2 separate regions of the Homo sapiens genome follow, and region 2 is linked to region 1. A link is an interaction called in ENCODE POLR2A ChIA-PET data of the cell type or tissue named here. Cell type or tissue: Caco-2. All regions are shown on one strand. Each heading gives the region's core, and the rest is flanking DNA. Links, peaks and the distances in the headings are about the cores only.

The links. ChIA-PET counts read pairs that join two places held together with the same protein. Peaks named below come from ENCODE experiments on the same cell type or tissue, not always from the same donor. Only the 100,000 strongest peaks of a DNase experiment are listed, where the experiment ranks them.
Region 2: POLR2A ChIA-PET joins it to region 1 with 5 read pairs; 3 of 35 experiments call an interaction of 5 or more read pairs at or near these places.

What each region holds. Positions count from the first base shown.
Region 1 is chr5:133,086,791-133,091,790 of GRCh38, reverse strand. HSPA4 (heat shock protein family A (Hsp70) member 4) reads right to left here. Exons shown (of 19, transcript NM_002154.4): 8 at 4,933-5,000; 9 at 3,236-3,387; 10 at 2,630-2,736; 11 at 2,096-2,229; 12 at 417-598. Among named protein-coding and RNA genes, the nearest start is that of HSPA4, 37 kb to the right of the region's middle. In Caco-2, for the core only: no CTCF peak of the experiment used is centred there; no DNase peak of the experiment used is centred there.
Region 2 is chr5:132,761,992-132,778,730 of GRCh38, reverse strand. SEPTIN8 (septin 8) reads left to right here and starts at 1,492. Exons shown (of 10, transcript NM_001098811.2): 1 at 1,492-1,623; 2 at 13,202-13,322; 3 at 14,312-14,507; 4 at 14,839-15,025; 5 at 16,086-16,247. The coding sequence starts at 1,594. RefSeq lists silencers at 1,172-1,221, 1,312-1,721. In Caco-2, for the core only: no CTCF peak of the experiment used is centred there; a DNase peak (open chromatin) is centred at 6,980.

The DNA of each region.
Region 1 (5,000 bases), core at 1-5,000:
GCCTCCCAAAGTGCTGGAATCATAGGTAATTTGTAGTTTTGTAAAGCTTTGATTCTGATGCACAATGAAGACAAGACCCAGTGCATAATTCCAACAAATGAGTGTACAATCAATTCTACTTTTGAAAATAATTAACTGAGACTCAGAGCACTCTTCAACAACCAGAATCAGGAATAACTCAAGTTGAGAAGTGTATGATCTGAAAGAAGAAATCAACTTGTGTTCCACTTCTATACAAATTCTGCATAAAAATCTACTGCTGGTTCACTTATATTGGGGGAAGGGCAAACATACAAACCCACTCTCACTCAGCAGCTCTGTCACAATGCTCCGGCCTTGCCACCAAGTCTGCTTGCTACAATTTCTAGACAAGTCACCTCTGGGCCATCACAAGTGGTATACAATGTCTAGATTACCTCTTCCTCCTTTGCATTCTGATCTGTTTCCATTGGCTCCTCATTTTCCTCAGACTTGTGAACCTCCACTAAAGATGCACTGGACACACTGAAAATGCCATGGACATTTACTCGAACTTTGACTTTCACTTTTGAACTGGAGCCATCAGACTGAGGAGTGACTTTCTGAACTGAAAACTGAGCTAGGGACATACGAGAGACAAAAGAACACATAACCTAAGAGGATGAATTCAAGCATGAATATATGCCTACATTGCTAGATTATGTCTACTTTCAATGATAGCTCAGTAACATGATGCTTAAAATAAGCAAAATCGGTCCTTTTAGAATCTTATTAAATCATCAGATTTCTCTTTCTTCTTTCACAGTCTCTTATTATCTTATCCTGCCCCAATTAAGAACTCAAATATCTCCCGATTCTTTCCTTTCTTCCAATTTCTTATTTCCATTTATCTTTATATGCTACTTTCAGATTAATTCCTAAAACAGATTTGTCACATTCTCTACTCAAAAAACAAAACAGAAAAAAAAAATGATTCCACTCTGCTTGTCGTTTATCAGTAAATTGCCATTTCTAGGTCCAGTGACTGTACAAGGTTTTTATTTACATTTTCTTCATTCCCAGAACTCTGCAAAGTATGAATTATCATTGTTATTCCTGGTTTTACAGATTTACAGATGGGGAAAAAAGAATAGGTTAACTTTCCACAGCTTCTAAATGCCATTCAGGATACTCCTAATTTCTTTACCCATATATTCTAGGTCTTTATACTATAACTAGTTTCTATCTCTTCTCAACTAGTATTATTTCCAGATAAGAGTTTCCCAGAGTCTATAACTACTCTAGATAACACGGTTCTGAAACCTAGTATGTTTTGATATTGTATCACCATCTCCTAATGATTTTCTATATACATCCTTTTTTTTTTTTTTTTTTTTTTTTTGAGACAGAGTCTCGCTCTGTCGCCTAGGCTGGAGTGCAGTGGCGTGATCTCAGCTCACTGCAAGCTCTGCCTACCGAGTTCACGCCAGTCTCCTGCCTCAGCCTCCCAAGTAGCTGGGATTACAGGCGCCCGCCACCACACCTGGCTAATTTTTTTTTGTATTTTTTTAGTAGAGACGGGGTTTCACCATGTTAGCCAGGATGGTCTCGATCTCCTGACCTGCCCGCCTTGGCCTCCCAAAGTGCTGGGATTACAGGCGTGAGCCACCGCACCTGGCTATTTTCTATATACATCTTATAACTGTATGTTAGGGTCCAAACTGAATTTCGTTAACTCCTTATAGTATATAGCACCACCTTATACATAAGTTATAATTACAATGTGCGCTAACCAAGAAAAACTGCCGATACAATGGGAGATCCAATTAAATAACAGCCATTTGGCTGGTTCTAAACCTGCTAACGAGACTGGAAGAGGTTTTCTTTTGCAATCTAAAGCCCCTAAATTTCAGAATACCATACTTGTTCTTTCTACTATGCGAACTCTCCAAGTAGATAAGCTTTTTTTTGTTGTTGTTTAAATGGAGACAGGGTCCCACTATGTTGCCCAGGCTGATCTCGAACTCCTCAGCTCAAGTGATCCTCCCACCTTAGCCTTTCAAAGTGTTGGGATTACAGTTGTGAGCCACTGTGCTTTTTTTTTTTTTTCTTTTTTAATTTCCAACTCTTTACTTACCTATAGCAGGATCTGGATAGGGCAAATCCTGAGGAGAGCTGTAGTAGGCCTCAAGAGTGAAAGGTTCCTTTCTATAAAATGTAAGAACTTTAGAGAAAGGAGCAGCATGATTTTTGGAAAAGACTTCACAGTCACTGAATGGAGGAAAAAGACAAAAACACAAATTCAGGATATTCCTAACACTTTTACCCATGTGTTCTAGGTTTGTAATTATTGTACAGTGTTAGTTTCTCTCTCTTTTCAATTGGTATTATTTCCAGATTATAAGAGTTCCCAAGAATCTTTATATATAAAGTCAGTAAAAAAGGAATATACGTCAATCTGCACATAAAAGGCACTGATGATTTCAGCAGAATCAAGTGTGAGAAACTAATTAAGGACACAAATTTATTCTGACTAAAATAAATGACCACTTCCTTCATGCACTATGATAAAATGTTACAGATTTATGTAAACTGAAATGAAAAGCAACATATTACTCAGACCTAATAGTCAATTAACTTTAGATATGTAAATGATTAATAAACATGATACCTTGACCCTTCTTCAGCTGGAGAATTCCATCTCAGAGATATTGGATATGGTACTACATCAGTGATAGAAAATTCTCTGACTTTGAAAGCAGGCGATAAGATGGCACACTAGAATAATAATTTTCAAAAATTCCGTTTAACAAGTATAGACAATATAAACTGATAATATCACTTAAACATACAAATTACTTCAGAAAATCAATGGTCTTTTTAAAATATTTATATTAGTAATTTAATGGTGTCTGAACAGTTTTACAAACTTCTATCATGTCAATTACCTATATAATCTAGCTATTCCTTATTTTTCTATTAACCCCAACCCTTATTTAATTAATGTACACTATTTCATACAGACATACATAACAGGCCAAACTTCCAGTCATACTTCAGGCTCAGAGTTACCTATGTTTCTAGTCAATTAATTCATCTTATGTGCTATAGAGTACAATTATTTTTAGGAACATCACCTCTATTTTAAAACAAAGGTTTTGGAATCTCAACACCCTGAAGTCACCCTGAGCTAATCCCAGGTTATTAGATACATAAACCACTGCCATCTTGTTACAATGATTTATAAATGGTTACCTATAAAAGAAAGAATATTCACCTGCAATGCACAGCCTCGAGTGACAGCTTCATCAGCATTTAATGTTGTACTAAGTTCTTTACCGAAAAATTTGCTGATCTTCTCTTTTACCGCAGGGATTCGTGTAGCACCACCAACTATCTCCACTGCATAAATATCTTCTTTCTTTAACTCTATTTTTAAAGAATTAGACAGATTTTTTTAATGAAATGAAAGAACAATAACATCTTACCATGATGAAATAACTCAGATGTGTAACAAAACTCCTCCAACTCCCTCACCCACCTCCGCAACACACACATACTCATGCCCACACTCACAGAGGCAGGTGGCATCTGGAAACAAGTAGGTGTTTTAATTCTCAAAATAATGGGGGAAGGGTAGCTAGTGGGATTTAGGAGGTGAGGGCCAGGAATCCTCAAATGTACTGCAGTGTACAGGTCCTGAATTTCTCACACAATCTCACACAAACAAGTGTTAAAACATCAACAGACCAAACATTCAAACACGCTAGCCATCAGGAAAATAAGAGGGCCTCAAACCACTGAGTTATTCTGACCTGACATTAAAGGAAAAAAAAGAAGAATCACATCCAGCTACTCCAGTGTTCTAATCCAAGGCATAAACATAGTCCACGTTAAAACACAGGTAGAGGCCAGGCATGGTGGCTCATGCTTGTAATCCCAGTACTTTAGGAGGCCGAAGTGGGCGGATCACCTGAGGTCAGGAGTTCAAAACCAGCCTGACCAACATGGTAAAACCCCGTCTCCACTAAAAATACAAAAATTAGCCAGAAGTAGTGGCGCATGCCTGTAATCCCAGCTACTCAGGAGGCTGAGGCAGGAGAATTGCTTTAACCCAGGAGGTGGAGGTTGCAGTGAGCTGAGATTGAACCACTGCACTCCAGCCTGGGTGACAGAGCAAGACTCCCATCTCAAAAAATAAAAATAAAATAAAAAATAAACTACAGGTACAGTTTCTTCGTATCAGAAAGAAGGTGTGTATCAAAGGATCTGCTATTGCTCATAAAATACTTCTTAATATCACCTGATTTCCTGGTCACATTTTATCTAACAACCATTGATAACTTCTTGAGAAGGGCTATTTAAAGAAATGGGCTTTCCCAGTGTGGAAATAAGCCCATTTGCCATCATCACTAAAGAGGAAAGCCTGTGCCAAGCTGACAGTATATCCCAACACTCTGAAATAGCAATCAACACAACAGTGAAGTCCAGGTAAATGGTTTGTCAAAGAAAGATTTTAGGAAAATTAGTATATATTCCTAAATCAAACAGTCACCTTTTAGCCTGAGACAAAATTAAAGCATCTTGTTAAATAAGTATGTGGTTATCCTACCTTCCCACTTTGCTGTAGCTCTCATCCAGCTAGGGAAGAATTCACTGACAGAAAAGCTTATAAGACTACCATATCAGCATCGCAAAAGACAATTTTTACCACCATTAAATAATTGTGAGGCTTATATCCAACTTTCAGTCTGAATTCAGTTTCTTGGAGAAACTTTTATTAGATTTCCCTAGACATTTCAAAAGATTACTTTGGGCAGGGGGAAGATACAGGTTGAAAAAAAGTTTAATATATACCACTGAATTAGTTCATACAATAAAAATTTCTATCACTGCTTGCAAAAGTAAGATAATAAATAACAATTTCCAAACAGTCTGAGATACGCAAACAAATTCAATCACAAAAATACTTACTGGTTTGTTCCAAAACACTACGAAGTGGTGGCTCCACTCTAGCTAAGAGATCATTGCACATCTCCAGA
Region 2 (16,739 bases), core at 4,878-9,877, 320 kb after region 1:
CTGTAACATAGGTGCTATACTTGTTCTCATTTTTAGGACCAGGGAAGGGAGGCATAGTTAAGTAACTTGCCTAGCTAAGGTTAAAAAGCTAGCAGGATTCCACCAGGAAGGTTTGCCATAGATCCAGCTACCCTAACCACTGCTCTGCTCTATTTCTTGTAGATAACTTTAATACAGCATGGGAAACAGCAACATAGAGAGAGGAGCAAAGTGAAAACATTGTCAGGAAGGTCCAGCGGGAAGTCAGTCCACCTTGGGGACAAGCTACAGTTTGCCTGGGAGAGTGAGGAGGGGAAAGCCAAATCAGGGTGACAAGGTCAAACAGCAGAGAGGGGGCTCCTCTTAAGCCAGGTGTGCTAAGTCGAACGTGGTCTTTAGGCACCTCCAGTCAGCACAAGTTTCTGAGTAGGAGAAACAGGTCAGGTTGCTTCTCAGCATACTGGGGTGAGGGGTGTGTGTGGAGGGTGGACCAACCTGGGATGAGGCCAGTGGGGGGTAGGGGGCAAACCTTGCCACATTCCCAGAAAGAGCAGAGAGAAAGGCAGAGGGAAGAGAAAGAAACGGGGTTTCAGAGGATTTGGGAGCTGCTTTTGTATAGATTGTCAGTGAGAAGGATACAGAACCTCCTGAGGCCTCCGACCCTGGCGTAAGTGTTAATTTTCTGAACGTTTTGAGCAGTGACATTAGCGGAGAGAACGTGCACGCACTGGGAGTGGTCATCCTCTTTGCACAATGGTGGAACCATTAAGACGTTGTCCCAAGCCCTTGGGACAGGCAGGGTGATGGACACTTGCAATCTGACGCCTTGACCGTCGAGCTCCGCTTTTCTATTGCAGGAATCCCAGCCTAAACTGCGCATCCTGCTCGTTGGTTGCACAAGGAGCCGAAGGCTGGTCCCTTGCCCGGGAAGGCCGCCTGGCCGGACGCGCGGGTCCCGCCGGGGTTCCCGCCTTAGCTCCGGCCGGAGCATCAGGTGGGGCCCAAGACACCCGCAGACTAGGCTGCCGCGGCCTCTCCCGGATCCGACGGGTCTCCCGCAGCTTGTCCACACTCTGGTTGGTGGTCCCAGCACATTTGCAGGCTCCAGCGGGTGGAGACGGCTTGGTGGGGGAGATCTCTAGGGCGCACGCCGTGCCCCACTTCCCCCTTACGGGAAAGGCTTTCCAGCGCGCGGACCCAGGAGACTCTCACCTAGGCTCGGCCCCAGGCTCCAGGGGACACGCAGAGGCCCGCCGGGCACCAGCCCCGAGCCCCCCGACACTGCCGTCCCGGTCCCCCAACGCGCGGACTACAAGTCCCAGCAGTCCCCGCAGCTGGCACCTCCCGCCTCGCCGCGGAGACCCCCGGCCGTCCAAGCGGCGGGGCTCCGGCTGCGCTCGTGGCCGGGCCGGGCGGGGAGGCCGGTCCCGCGGGCGGGGGCAGGGGCGGCTCCGCGGCTTCTCCCGCCGCCGCCGCCAAGGGGAGTTTCCAGGAAGTGGCCATATTGGATCCATTCAGCCGCAGCCGCCCGGGCGGAGCGCGTCCCGCAGCCGGCTGGTCCCTGTCGCTGCCCCTGCGCTCGTCCCAGCCCACCCGCCCGGTGCGGAGCTCGCCATGGCGGCCACCGACCTGGAGCGCTTCTCGGTGAGGGCCCCGCTGGGCCACGGCGCGCGCGGGAGGCGCGGGGCGCAGGAGGGGCCGCCCTGCAGCTGGCGGGGGGCGCGAAGCGGGCTGTCAGCGCCTCACGGCCGGGCCTCGACACCGGGCCAGCTCGAGGACCCCGGCGCGGGCTCTCGGCCGCGCTATCGGGGGGTCCCGGAGCGTCGGGCGGCCTGCCTTGCCGGGCGGCTGGTCGGGGTCGCTTCCTGGGGCGCAGGCAAGGCTAACCCCTTTCGCGGGAAGGAGCAAAGACCCGCCTGGCTCCGGGCAGGTGCGAAGATAGAGTGGCGCCCGCGGGGCCGCAGGTGAGGGTCCGGGACACTCCGGACCCTATCGCCCAGGGTGTTTCTTTCTGCACACTTGGGGAAGAGTCCTAGCCGCACAGGTGCTGCGGGATAGGTACAGCCGGGGAGGATGGAGGCCCCAGGATCCGAGAGAGTCTCCCACACGAGCCCAGGACAGTTGCAGACTTGAGTCCTGAAGACCCTTGGCCTGCTTTTCCTTCCTCCCCCGCTCCCCTCTGCCCCGCTCCCCACGCCGGAATCCTGGGTGCGACTCCAGGCAGGTCAGGCCTCAGTGGTCGGGTCTGCGGCAGCCATTCGCCAGGAGCTGGAGGGATTCCAGACTCAGCCCAGTGGGCGTTTATTTGGGCTCCAGTCCAGGTCCTCAGAAGGTTGATGTCCCTGGTGGTCCCTGCAGGGGTCTCACTGGGCCTGAGCCTGCCGACAGCCAACTTACTAAAGGCTTTCATAATTCACTCGCGGGAGGGAGGCCTTTGGGGGGTTGTATCTGGACATCCCCTGCTGTCTAAGGCTGGATCTGGGTGTGTCTGGGAGGCTAGGCTGTGACAGTGAAGGAAGCTGTGTCCTCTTGCCAGCATGTAAGGCCCTGGTCGGCTGGAAGGGGGAGGAGGGGGAGAAGGAGGAGGAGGAGGAGGGAGGCCCAGGGCTGTTGGAGGGAAGGGGGAATTCTGAATATGTGAACGATAACGAATTGGTTCTGGGGCTAAATAAGGGAGCCAGGACTTATGTAATTAATGCTATAAATACCGTCATCCCAATTTATATATGTAAATTTTCCATTTAATCTGAAAATACATTTCTTATTCTACTTTGGAAATGTGCATGACTAAAGCAGGAGCTCTTGGTTTCATAATTTCTAGACTCGGGTGTTTTATTCCCATTGGAGAGGGGGTCGTATGTCAGTTAAGTAAGTTTAAATACATGAGGAACAGATTCAGAGGCTGGGCTACTCAGAGATTCACTTCGCCCCGTATTATAAATTGGAATTTATGTACCGGAGGAGGGCAGTGCCTGAATCCTAACAGACCTGCTGATTAGCTGGAGGCCAAGAGACCCGTGAGTGCCTGGGTGTCTCTGCATGTGTGTCTGTGTGCATTTTCTGTGCCCAGCTGACCAGAAAGTTATGTCTGGGTCTTGTCTGTGGCCAGAGGTTTAACAGTTGATGTTGCAGGTGGGAGAGGTATGTAGAGAAACCAGAATCAGACAGCCTGATAGGAATCCTAGACACTCCTTGTTGGCCATGTGACCTTGGGCAGGTTATTTAACCCCTTGGTGCTCTCATGCGTATAATGGGATAGAAATATTTCTTCCCTCATAGGGGTATTGTGAGGATTCAACAAGAGAATCCAGGGGAGGTACTTAGCCCTGTGTCTGGCACATGGTAAGGACACAATAAATAATATATGCTACCTATTGTCCACGTGGATGTGAGGACTGGCCCCCTATGTAAGAAGGGAGCAGAGGATGCATTTGCCCTGTTCATGGCACTCTCTGTAGAGCTTCCATCCCTGCTCGTCCAGAGATGGTCCTCAGAGGGTTAGCTGAGAGGCCATGCTGTGGGCTGGTCAAGCCTTCCCCTGGGGTCCTGTGTTTGCTCTCGGACCATTCCTGTGAGGAGTTTTGGTATTAGCTGCGGGGTGGCCAGGGCACAGAGAGGGGACTGACTCAGGCAAGGGCGTAGAGCCTGAGCGCAGGGCCTTGGTTGCTATGCCAGCTTCAGCTGGAGGGATGGACACCTTCCACACCCTCTGCACTTTGGGCTGTCAGCCTCCTGGAAGGGCTTGGATAGGGTTGGATTTGGGTGGAGACCTTGGGTGGAGTTTGGCCTGAATTTAAGTCTGGACTCCATTCACCCTTCCTGGCTTGTCATCTTGGGAAAATCATTTCTGCCTTTATCTTGCTGTAAAATGGGCAGAGCCACACTGGTTCCTCAGAGAGTTTATGGAGGGTTAATTGCAGTCCGTGGCATGTTTGGAAATATGCTGAGGTGTCTCGCAAGCCCCAGGATGTGATGGAGCCATGACAGGTCTACACTGTCCCTCTGGCCAGCTCAGTGGTCAGTCTAGCCCTGCAGGCCTGAGAATTGTCCTGACCTGGAGCTTAGACGGCATACAGAGTTGTACTTTGAGATGGATGTGTGCTGGGTTCCTGTGTCCTCACATAGCATGGTGTACACACCACAGGCCAACAGCCTTGGCATCCTGACTGGGCTCTGCTCCACCCTAGATCAGTATTGGGGTAAGGGTTGGCATCCCCTGTGTGTGGGTGTGTGGAGCAGCCCTCTGAGGAGGGTGTGTTGCCTCTTGCCTTCCTCGGGCAGCCAGATTCCTGTCCACTCTTGCTGTGCCCCTCCTCCTAACTGGAACCTTGACTCTGGGGCTCAGCCCTTTCTTCCCCGAGGGCCAGCTCCGGTGTTTTCTCCTGCCAGAATCTCACAGGTTCAGACCCCGTGGTGAGCAACCCTTTAGGGCTTGGGGAAAGTGAAGCTGAGGGGGAGAGGAAGAAACGTGCAGCACACAGCCTCACACTGGCGTTCTTCCCAGCCAGTCACTTACCCCCATCTCTGCTTTATCCCCAGCACCATCTGTCACTTCCGTTGTCACCCCTGCAATCTTGATACTTCCCCAAGAAGCGGGCTCTTCAGGGAGTACCTAGTCCCTCCTGAAGCAGGAATTGAGAGCCCGCACCCAAATGAGGCTCAAGGTCTCTGTCAGAGTGATATCTCCCCATCTTGTAAAAACGGCCAGTAGCCTCCTTGCTGAGCCATGCCGAAGAAAAACGGGAGCTGAGCAAGAGATGCCCGTGCAGCTCCCAGGGCACATGTGAGCACCACCTGCAGAGCTGCAGCTCTGCCCTCTCCCCCAGGAGGTGAGTCTGCCTGCCCTCCCTCTCTCTTGGGCATCAGACCATGCTATGTGTGCCCACCTTAGGAAGGTCTCCTTGGGGTCTTGATTGCAGTGGGTCAGAGCTGCGGGGCTGATGGAAAGCATTGGTCATTCCAGGGAGCACATGCTAAAAGACTGACCATGATAGGAACAGAGAGGATGGCAAGGAGGAGACCAAGCTCAGGGCCAAGGAGGAGGGAGACTGGATGGAGCCTGGGAACCCAGGGTCTGACTTGTGTCAAAAACCTTGGATGGCAAGGAGGGCAGTGGGTGCTTTGAGCGCATTATCTTGTTGATGCCAACAGCCCAAGGTTGGGTGAGGATGCAGACTTTGGTCATTGGCTAGCAAAGGTAGGGGGAACAAGATCCAAATTCCAATACCAGAGATGACAGAGAGGGTGGATACCTTGGCGTTTTGAGCCCTCGGATGGGCTAGGTGGAAGCATATATTATATTTGGGGCAGTAACTACCACGAATGTCTCTGTGGCTCAAGTCCAGCTACCAGAGGCGAGCAGCTGCAGGATGGTAGAGCAAAGGGCCTGAGGGCCAGCTGGCCTCTGTGTGTCCCTTGCAGCCTCCCCAGCCTTCCTGCCTCTGTGCTGCCAGCTTGGGTTTCAGGATCCCCAGGCATGGCCCCCAAGGCAAAAGCTTTGCCAGATAACCAGATGCAGAGCTATGCATGCAGGAGGGAGACACATCTGCCTGGGGAGGAGACGCCCTCCCAAGGTCTCCATGCCCTTGTGGTAGAGCTGGGGCACTCTGTTGGCTTCTTTTGGAGCCATCTGAACCTTCAGAGCTCCTGAAAGAACTGGCTGGGAAGAGGCAGCGGAGGACGGGGCAGGGGGCATCTTGGCTCTGCGTGCAGTTGCCCTACATGTTCTTGGGGCAAATTAGATATTCTCCTCAGGATACACGGCTTTCAGGTGTTCCCTATCCTAGAGGTCAGATTAGAGGGACAGAACCAGCAGAGGAAGGTACAGGGGCCCATGTCTGCTGGCAGGTGGCTGGCTGTTTTCTGAGGGGGCTCCAGGGCTTGGGCTGCCTGATGCTTGGGGTTCAGGAGGGGCTGTGGGTATGGACCCAAGCCCACTTGCCAGACATGGCTCTTGGGCCTGGGTACAAACCTGACATTCTGCCTGGTGTTGGAGTGAATGGACAAGCAGCAGAGAAGTATAGCAGTGCCACCCCCATACCTCTGCCAACCCGTATTGGTGCCCATGCATTCCTCCGTCCCTTTCCAGCACTGGCATCCATCGTGGGGTTGGACAGAAGGCGGGGCACCTTTGCTGCCCACATTCTCCCTCCAAGGGTTTCATTTGCTGTGAAACAGAGGCTGCCTTCTCCTGCCAGTGATACCCAGACCACTCGTGGCTTTCCCTGTTACAAGGCAGTGGTGGCTGCCACTGGAGTCCCTGAGCTAAGTAAGAAAATATGAATGCCTGGAGTTCTAGTACATTCTGCAGCCCAGAGCACCTTCCCCATCTCCTCTGTGGTGGGATAGACCACTCCCTCTCAGGCAGCACAATAAAGGCCAAGAATGTGTCTGTCCTAGGCCTGGGGGTTGGGGTGGCGAGTACTGGCCCAGCTACCAGTAACTGTGCTCTTAGCTTCCTGGAAATCTGATTTTGATGGGAAAAGCTTGAAACACACTATCCCAAATTAATAAGCTCCAGCCTGGCTGGCTGTGTGCAGAAAGGAAAGACAGTGCCTCTTAGTGAGACAGAGAAACAGAGAGAATGGAGTATTGGGGTCAGGGGATGGTTTTGCTCCCAAAATTCCTTCTCTTCCCAGGATGGGTGGAGTAGGACTGGCCTTGTGAGGATGATTGGCTTCCTGTTACCTTGACTGCCGTCATGTTGGGACCATGGCGGGTGATCCTTGCTTGAATCTTCTCTCAAGTTTTCTGTTGCCACTGTAGGAGAAAGATGCTTTGGCTCCCAGGTGTCCTCTTGATTTGGGACAGGTATATCCTGCCTCTATTCTTCCTTCCTGGCCCCGGGTAGCAGCATCCCACCCCCACCCTCCCACGTATGTCTCCTTGGTTATTTCCCGTAACCTCTGACCTGGGCTTAGAGGCTTGCTGTGGAATCCTGGGACCAGAGCCGAAGCCTTTCCTGGGAAAATTCCTAGGATTCCTCTCAGGCTCAAGGACAGTTGTGCTTATGACCGCGACCACGGGTTCTGGCTAGAGGCCTCTGCTCTGGCTATTTAAGGCCCAGGCTCCTGGGAGGAGCTGGAGCCGGGGCTAGCATAGTTTGTGCCAGGAACATGGGTGGAGAAAGCTTCCAGTGGTCCATTGACTCCTGAGTCCATTGCTCAGTTACTTAATAGGGCCACCCCCAGGGCTGGAGCTCCCCTGGGGAGTGGGCTTCCTGTCTGCCTGACTGGGTGTACAGGTGAGTGGGTGCTAGGCATGGGAGCCCAGAGGAAGAAAAGCATCCAAAGTCCAAGGCACTGGAGAACTCTGGAAGGCCTGAGGTCTGGGGGCTGCTCTTTGTCCATTACTCGGTAGCCAATCCACCTATGGTGGGGTATCCTTTCTACTCCCACTGCAACAACCAGCCTAGTTTGGGGGTTTGGATCACAGGGGTCTTTATTTACCCACAGCTTCCCCGGCTCTGTTGGTTTAGAGATTCAGTAGATTTCCAGTTCCTTCTGGATAAAAACCTGTTTTTGTGTGTTGGCAACCATGAGATGCAGTTTCTTCCCAGATCCCACCTTGTTTCATGGTAAAAGGGACAGCTCCTCTTGGCTGGTGATGAGGGCTGCTCTAGGAGGCTCAGACAGAGCATTTCCTATCAGGAAAAGGGCGTCCTAGTTATCCACTGGGCTGCGTAACAAAATGCTGTTCTCTACTTTGTCTTGGACGGCCGGGCATGGAGGCACGCAGCCGGCCTGAGAAGTTATTGTTTTGGTTGTTGTCTTTGATGTGCCAAAGAAATGATGACACAGAAGCCTGGGGCCTGGCTCAGGAGCCAAAAGCTTGTTAGTGATTAGAGAGGGGATAATGGCCCCATGGAGTTTCTCATTGCATATGTAGAGCTCAGAGCTGCCAACTCCCTCTATCCTGGGACTTTGAAGACATATACAACGCTCACCCCTGTGTGAGCACCTCAGGGAGCTGGGTGTGTGGAATGAGCCAGAGGCTTTGGGTCCACCTCTCTCTGGGGTCCAAGTTAAGTTGTCCTGCCTGAAGGCTCCTCCCCACAGAGCAGTCTGCCATGGGGCTTCCTGACTTGAGAATGGAGCCTGGCTGCAGGGTCCGTCCAGCTCACCCTCCCACCAGAGCCAGCTTACAGACCAGCAGGCCTTTGGCCCACACCAGCCCCCTGACATGTTGTATTGGGCCCTCATGGTATTCTCAGTTTGTATTGGTTGTCAATCTTTAAAAATTACAGAATTTCACATAAAAATATAGATTTCTGGGCCAGGCATGGTGGCTCACACCTGTAATCCCAGCACTTTGGGAGGCCAACGCAGGTGGATCACCTGAGGTCAGGAGTTCAAGACCGACCTGGCCAACATAGTGAAACCCCGTCTCTACTAAAAATACAAAAATCAGCCAGGCGTGGTGGTTGCGTGCCTGTAATCCCAGCTACTGGGGAGTCTGAGGCATGAGAATTGCTTGTACCTAGGAGGCGGAGGTTACAGTGAGCTGAGATCACACCACTCCAGCCTGGGTGACAGAGCCAGACTGTGTCTCAAAAAATACATACATACATATATATACATATATACATATATATATATATATATATACACACACATACACATATATACATATATATATATATACATATATACATATATATATACATATATACATATATATATATATATACACACACACACACACACACACATATATATATATGTGTGTGTATATATATATATATATATATATATATATATATATATATATGTATATATAGAGAGAGATTTTTGGGTTCTCTTTAAAAACGGGAAGATTTGGCAACACTAGATCTGTGTTCCCACAGTTGGCTGGCGTTGTGGAACTGTGGCCACCATGGATTGAGCATAAGCACAGGCTCTCCAGTTCTCTGCCATTCCCACCTCTCCCCGGGAACCCCCACGCTTGGCCAAGTTAGTGGCTGTCTTTCATCCAGCAGGCGGGGAGTGATGTGACTAGAAGTGTGGGTTTCACAGTCATGTTGTCTCCATTCAGATCCTGGCTTTGCTCTCCTGAGCAGTGTGGTCTTGGGCAAATTACACACTCTCTTGATGCCTCTATTGTCTCATCTAGACAATGGGGAGGCTGCTACGGCCTATGTCATAGGGCTGATGTGTGGACTAAATTAGATTAAATTAGGGTTGCGCAAAGCAAGCATGCAATACATGTTAGTTATGTCTGTTGTTGTTGCCATTGTTATTAAGGTGCTGCTCCCCTTCACCTATATATGTTACCTGCCTGGCTTCTAAAGGCATTTGAGTTTAGGCTTAGCCCTCTGAGGTCAAGGATCTGATGTCCTCATCTTTTCACTGGCAGCCATCTCAGTTCCTGGCACACAGCAGACATGTCCAGTGCGTGTGTGTTGAGTGACTGAATGAATGAGTTGGAAGCCTGCTAAGAACAGGGGAGGCAATGTAGCAGAGTGGTTTGGGACAAGAGCTTGGTCTGTTCTCAGGTCCCTGCTCTGCCCTGGTTAGTTCCCTAGCTTCTGTGTGCTTCAGTTTCCTCCCCTGTAAAATGGGGATAATCATGGAGTCTGTCATCCACAGTGAGGAAGGACCAAGTGAGAGCCTGGGTGTAAATCACTTGGCTTAGTTCACACATGGTGGTCCTCAGTGAGGTGTTGGTATCATCCCAGACGTCCCTTCCTTCCTTTGGTTGTGAATACTGAGATGTTTTACCTTCCACACTGTCCCTCCTTTCCTGGCTCTCCTCGCTTTCTCCCTGTTCCTCTGCATCCAAAGAGTTTTACTTTGGATCCTATGGCACCGAAGATGTTTCAGTTGCAAGTAATAGATAATACCACTCAACTAGCCTCAGCAATAAAGAGGATATGGCCAGGGGGAAGGGGAAAAGCCCAGAGATAGGGCAGACTCTGGCTCCCTCTTTTCTCTGTGATTTTCTTGGCTCTGCCATCCTGTGAGTAGACTGCAGCCTTAGGCTAGCTCCCCTAATGGTCTCAAGATGGTCATAAAGGCTCAACCTGCGTCACTTGCCTGTACTTGCACCGATCATGGCATCACGCTGATGGGCTCCCACCCTGGGAGTTGGAGCTGTGGTCTCACCCACCAAATTGCAGGGCTGGTAGCCACTGGGTCACCTGACTTTATTTCTGAGTCATGGTAGCTGAGATGTGCAGGAGGTCCTTCAGGGGCTGCTGGTTCCTCCTAGGTTGTAACCCCACTCAGGTTGGTAGAGATGCCTGGAGCAGGCACCCTGGAGTGAGCAATGCAACTTAGATCACATGTCGATGCCAAATCTATGATCAGGGAGTTGGCATTAGTGAGAGTTACCCCTCGGTAAAGCCTGGAGGTCAGATCAGTCTCCTGGGACCAGGTAACAACACTGCCTCCATCAGGGCCAGTGGCCATTCTGTGTGTGTACGTGTGTGTGTGCATGCATGCTCCATAGACTCATACCCCTGACTGGTCCCCGGGGCTCCTAAACAGGTATTGCCCCAGATGTGTGGCCCCTGCGATAACAGAGTGTAGCCTGGGTAACAACTTAGGGATGATGACCTCCCTGTACCCCACACTTCCACAGAGAGAGCCAAGCTGTGTGAGAGGAGGCCACTCTGCAGTTGCTGTGTGTGGATAGGTGGTTTATGTGAGACCCACCCCAAGAACCCCCAGTGCTACACTTAGCCTCTGGGGCCTAGAACTGTAAGAAAGTGGGGGAAAACAGGAATGGAATGGCCTCTGCTTCTCAGTAAGTGCTCTGCGGCTGCGTGTGTGTGTGTGTGTGTGTGTGTGTGTGTGTGTGTGTGTGTGGTTTCCAGACACAGCTGACTTGGTGGGGTTTGGCGGCAGACTACAGGATGTTGGATTGCATCCTGATTGTGTCACCCCTTGGAAGAAGAGGATGAATAAACACATAGCCTTCTCTGCAAGCACAGCACGCCTTAAATTTTGGAGATTTTCAGTCTTGCCTGAAAAGAAAAAAGCTCTAGACCGACTGTGTCCTCCATTTGATCCTCAAGCCGACACAAGGAGGTGGAACAGAGACTAAATAATGAAGCCCTGTGTAAGGTGGGCAGGTGCTCTGATGCCGTAGCAGTTGGAGGCTGTGTTCAGTAACTTATAAATGGTAGCATTGTCCAGCATGTTGGGCATAGTAATGGGAGGGAAGGAAGAACAGAAAACCTGACCTCCCCAACCTGCAGCCGACATCTAGAAGCTTATAGAATAGGTGGAGAATCAAGATGCATTAAAAAAGGATAACCAGTAGTACTAGGAAACAGGATAACTGCCAAGTGAGGGGTCTGGAACGTAAGTGCTTGGGGGCCAGGTGAGAGTGGGTGCCAAGGGAAAAGTAGAGTAGCTGTAGAGCCGAGGGGAGGGGCAGAGTTTGAAAAGAGAGCTCAGAGTTACCAGCTGGGCTGGAACCAGGCCAGTGAGGAAGGCCTGGAACACCATGCTAAGGGCTTTGGACCTGACCCAGCACCTCCTAGGCTTCATTAACTACTTTTATGTGGGCACCAATGAGAGGAAACTGCCTTTGGGACCTCCTTGTCCAATTATGTTTGCAGCCCTAAGGAGATCTGGGCTTGAGTGGGGAGATTGGGACATGATGCTTTGGGGCTAGGTGATGGGGAGAAAGGGTCAGCTATAAGAAAAGAGGCTCCGTTGAGAGAGAGTCATGGGAGAAAGCAGGTTTAGGGGTAGCCCTGACTTGTTTGAGGGGATGGTACAACTGCCCAGAGGGGCCATGTGGGGTCTAGGTTGCCAGCACCCACACTTGGGAGTCGTTGATGCAAGGCTGCTGTGGGGAGGTAGACATCAGTTGTGCAGAAGGTTGGGTTTGAGTGCCAAGGTTCTCTGGTTGGGAGGGAAGGATGGCCAGAGGGGTTCAGGCCAAGGCAGTGGGCTGTGGCACAGGTCAGCTGCTCAGGTGCTGAGGAGATGCTTCTGTGGGGCAGGAGTCAGGGCCCCCTGTCGGTTCCTGACCCCGAGCCTGTATCCACATCTGCACAAGGGCTGCCACTGGCCCTATCTCCTGGGCTGTCCTTAGCTGGACCTGCTTCACCACCCTGCGGCTATGGGCAGGAGAGACTCTGAATCCGCTGCCCCTTCCTCTCCTTCCTCTTTCTAGCTGTCTCAGGGCAGTGGGGCTCAGGAATGGAGGAGGCATGACTCTGCACAACATGGAGCTGCCTAAGGTCTGCCCTCCAGAGGGGCTGAACCTGGGAACCTTCCCTCGGGCAGCATTTTACCCCATTCCAGGGAGTCAGAGAAACCAGCCACACAAGTTGGAGTGTGACCATGACCCTCTGCTTTGGGTCCTCGTGGTTTCTTTTTATAGAGCGGTGGGCCACCTCCAGTGGCCCCAGCTCACTCGGGGCCTGCCGCTCAGCCCTCTGCTAAGGCCAGGCCTCCACATTCTTACCCGGAACCTTCTGTCTAGACAACCAGGGCTGAGATGGGGGTGGAAGGGTGGCAGGAGTCAGGAGCCAGGAGCTGGGGGTCTCTAGAGAATACCACTGAGGCAGAAGGGAGGAGGCCTCAGAGTCTCAGTCCCTTTGAAACCCACCCCTGAGCCCCACGGGGGGGTTGTGTGAGTGAGGGCCGGCTCCTTTAGCAGGGTCCATGCATGAGTCCCACACGTGGGTGTGTGAGGAGCAGGGGTGAACATGGAGGGCTACGAGCCCAGCTGATAGAGAAGGCTCCTCTGAGGGAGCATGCTTGTGAGGGGTTTGGACCAGACGTGGCCCTACTTGAGTCCTGCATCAGTGGGAGGGCCTGGGAGGACTAGGCAGGGGCAGCATCCCCCGTCTCCTAGAGCTGGCTGCAGGAACAGACACACTTTCCAATCTGGTCCTCTGGGACCATCTGGGGCCTCCTCCTGAGTAGGAAAACAGGTGGGCCCTTATGGGTAGCAACCACAGCCCCTGGGGCCACCTATGCCAGGAGACATGGAGCCCTCAGCCCAGGCATCCCTGGCCATCCCAGGTGGAGCAAAGCTACAGAGTGGAAGGGCCTTTCCCCCTGGGGGCATCGGGCTCCCTCTGGGGAAACTTGGCCTGGAGTTGGTGCTCGGGTGTACTCAGGGTGTGTCTGAGATTTGTTGAGAATTCAGACATCGGGTGGGGCTGCTTCACTGTTTTAACTCAGATTTAGCGCCCACCCCGCAGCTTGACCTTTCTTCCCCAGTGGGCTCATGTCTTGCTTTATTTCTCTCTTGGCAGAATGCAGAGCCAGAGCCCCGGAGCCTCTCCCTGGGCGGCCATGTGGGTTTCGACAGCCTCCCCGACCAGCTGGTCAGCAAGTCGGTCACTCAGGGCTTCAGCTTCAACATCCTCTGTGTGGGTGAGTGTCAGGGCCTGGCCTCAGACAGAGGGTGGGTGAGAACCTCCTGGGAGAGGGGGTGCTTCTGGCCCCCTGTTGAGCTGCAAGGGGGCTTCCCAGGCAGAGTGAAACTTTGGGGGTGTCAGGACGAGGATTTGGTTGGTGTCTCTGCCAGAGTCAAGGATAGAGTTAGAGCCAGGGCCTGACACAGCATTGTCATGAAGAGTAAACTGGATCGGGCACATGAAAGTGCTTTGTAAACTGTGGGTGTTTATCACAGAGATTTAGGTTCATTTATTCATTTGTTTGTTCATTTAAAAAACATGTACTCATTTACTGCTTCCCACCCTGTGTCAAGGACGTTATGGTAAACAGCTCTGCCCCTCATCACCATATCCTATGGTAAGTGCTCCAGCACGCATGTGAACAAATAACAGCCCCAAGCAGAGAGGCTCTCGGAGGTTCCCTGGGACTCCCAGAAGGACACAAAGTGCTCTTCTGGTCCCTCTGCAGGTGTCCTTCGGGAAGCAGCCCATCCTGAGTTCCCCCAGCTAAAGCCATGTGGAGCTAGGGCTGTCCGGGGCGCATGGGTTGAGCCACTGGTGGCTTTAGACCCTGGCCCTCTTGGTCCCATGACCACCCTGGTCCCAGGAGGGGTGTTGTGTAGAGCAGGTTATGTGTGAGGTGATTGGGTCTGCAGTGGTGTCTACACAGCTGCCTGGCTCTGTCTCTTCCCTGCTCCCTGAGGAAATACATCACATATCACACACAGCTATGTCTTCTGTCCAAGTTCACCTTTTGGCTCTTCCTTCCACAGGTTATTTCTGAGGCCACAGGAAAAGATAGTTCCTGGGGAATGGGGGTGATGAGGGATGGGGTGGGCGGCCTGCCCCTTTCTCTTATCCAGGGGCCATGGATGCCTGAGCCCTGCCTGGCCTAGCCACCAGTCAAGGACAGCCCATTTCCAGCCTATGACACCCACTTCTTCCCCTCCTGTCCTCACTGCCCAGGGGAGACCGGCATTGGCAAATCCACACTGATGAACACACTCTTCAACACGACCTTCGAGACTGAGGAAGCCAGTCACCATGAGGCATGCGTGCGCCTGCGGCCCCAGACCTATGACCTCCAGGAGAGCAACGTGCAGCTCAAGCTGACCATTGTGGATGCCGTGGGCTTTGGGGATCAGATCAATAAGGATGAGAGGCAAGAGGCGGGAAGGGCGGCCCCACCCAGCCTCCTCCCACCCCACCTACATTGGCCCCTATAACAGTAGCCCAGCCCTCACACTGCAGGGGGCCAGGGAGGGCCTCTTGGGGAATATCTGAGGCTCTGTGGTCACCAACAGACCAGTTACTCCTTTAGGTGTCTGGAGAAGGGGTCAGCTGCCTGTATCCAGTCAGGGATCTCAGGCAGAAGCTGTTCCCAGAAAGAAAAGGCCAGGGGGCAGCCTGGCTTGGCCCCGAGCCCTGAGCCCCCCAAGCCCCAAGCCCCTGATCTCAGCTGGCAGCCTCCTGGGTGATGGAGCTGTCTGTAGTTACAGGCCCATAGTTGACTACATCGATGCGCAGTTTGAAAATTATCTGCAGGAGGAGCTGAAGATCCGCCGCTCGCTCTTCGACTACCATGACACAAGGATCCACGTTTGCCTCTACTTCATCACGCCCACAGGGCACTCCCTGAAGTCTCTAGATCTAGTGACCATGAAGAAACTAGACAGCAAGGTATCCCTGTCCCCACCTGCTGTCACAGGCTCCATAGTCTTCTGCTGCGATGCGATGTGGTGGCTGCCTCATGCCTGAACACCATGGTCCTCAGGGACCTGGTCGGGGGCTTGTGGGTGGCCCCCCATTGGCTCGGTCCTCTCTCTGTCTTGCGTCTGTTCCTCCTGCTCCAGTGGCCCCCAATGCTCTGGGCTCATTCTCCAGAGTCCTGTGCCCTGGGTCTGACCCTGAGCCCCTTGCTTGCAGCTGAATCATTCTCATTGTCAGCCCCTCCCGCTCCCGATAGTGTTTGTTCCCCTTCGCTCCAGGGAACCTCCCTTCCCATCTCAGCCTCTTCTCTGCTCATTTTCTATCTCTCAATTCCTAATTTCTAGCTCCTCCTTTCACTTCCCCCTTCCTCCCTGACATAAATGTCCTTTGGTTCCTTCTGAGCCCATCAGGGAGAGGAGAGTTAAGGCCCAGAAATGGGATGTGAATGAGGGGTGGGTACTGTAGGGGTAGAGAAGGGAGGCAGCTTCATGGGAAGGACTGGAAGTGCTGTGCATCTTGAAGGGCATGTGACCCCACATCCCTTGTCAGCTCTCACGTGACTGCCCTCCCATCTCAGGAGTTCATTTTTATTGTAAAAAACGGGATAGCCTGGGCCTGGGAGATTTTGGGATCTTCTTATGGCTACTGCTGATGGGTCCTTTTACCTGCTTAGTGGGGAGCATAGCCCCCCCACCACTCCTTCTGTTAGGCCCCAGGCCAATTAGGACCTTCAAAGGATTCTGGGTCAAAGCTGGGTATGCCTAGGGGGACCAGTTTTGGGGCTGGATGGTGATTTGGGGGAACCAGGGCTGTAAGAAGCACTGCAGCCAATTGTTGAAACTCATCAGAATGGCCACAGGTGGCTGGGTTTGCACTATGGCTGCCCGTGGGAGTGGCTCCATCTCTCTGGCCTCCTTCCCCCTGCCCAGGGATATGGCCTGGGCATGTCTATCCATATCCTGGGCATGGCATGGGAACCACCGCTCAAAAGAGCCAACCAGCCTGCTGTCCCCTCCCCTGATCCTGGCAGGTGAACATTATTCCCATCATCGCCAAGGCTGACACCATCTCCAAGAGCGAGCTCCACAAGTTCAAGATCAAGATCATGGGCGAGTTGGTCAGCAACGGGGTCCAGATCTACCAGTTCCCCACGGATGATGAGGCTGTTGCAGAGATTAACGCAGTCATGAATGTGAGCGTTGGGTGAGGGCCTCAGGGCCCTGGGGCCAGAGGGCGAGGAGCCGGCACAGATCTGACACAGCCCCAGGAGACTCTTGTTCCCCAGGATTCCAGCCTTAGCTTCTCCAGGACAGAAGGGTGGGCATCTGGAGCTGGCCAGTCCTACATCTGTGGGCAGGGGACAGGAAGAATCTGATAGTGGGCCTACACTGGGGACCCCAGGTTTGGGTGTCATAAGATCTGGACTCATGGAGGAGCCTGGAAATGGAAGCAGTTGAGCAGGCTTAAGGGTTTGGGAACCTGGAAGGGAGCCAGGCTCACAGGTCCTTTCAGGAAGCTCTAATGGCCCCTGGGAGGCCCGAGTGCTGAAAGAACAGCCTGGAGAATCAGGAGCACCAGGGAGGGGGTTGAGGGTTCAGCCCACTCCCCTGTTTGGAGTTCTGGGACATTTCTCCAGAAGAGAGCCAGGAAGTAAGCATCTGGCCCTGGAGCCTTTGTTCAGGTC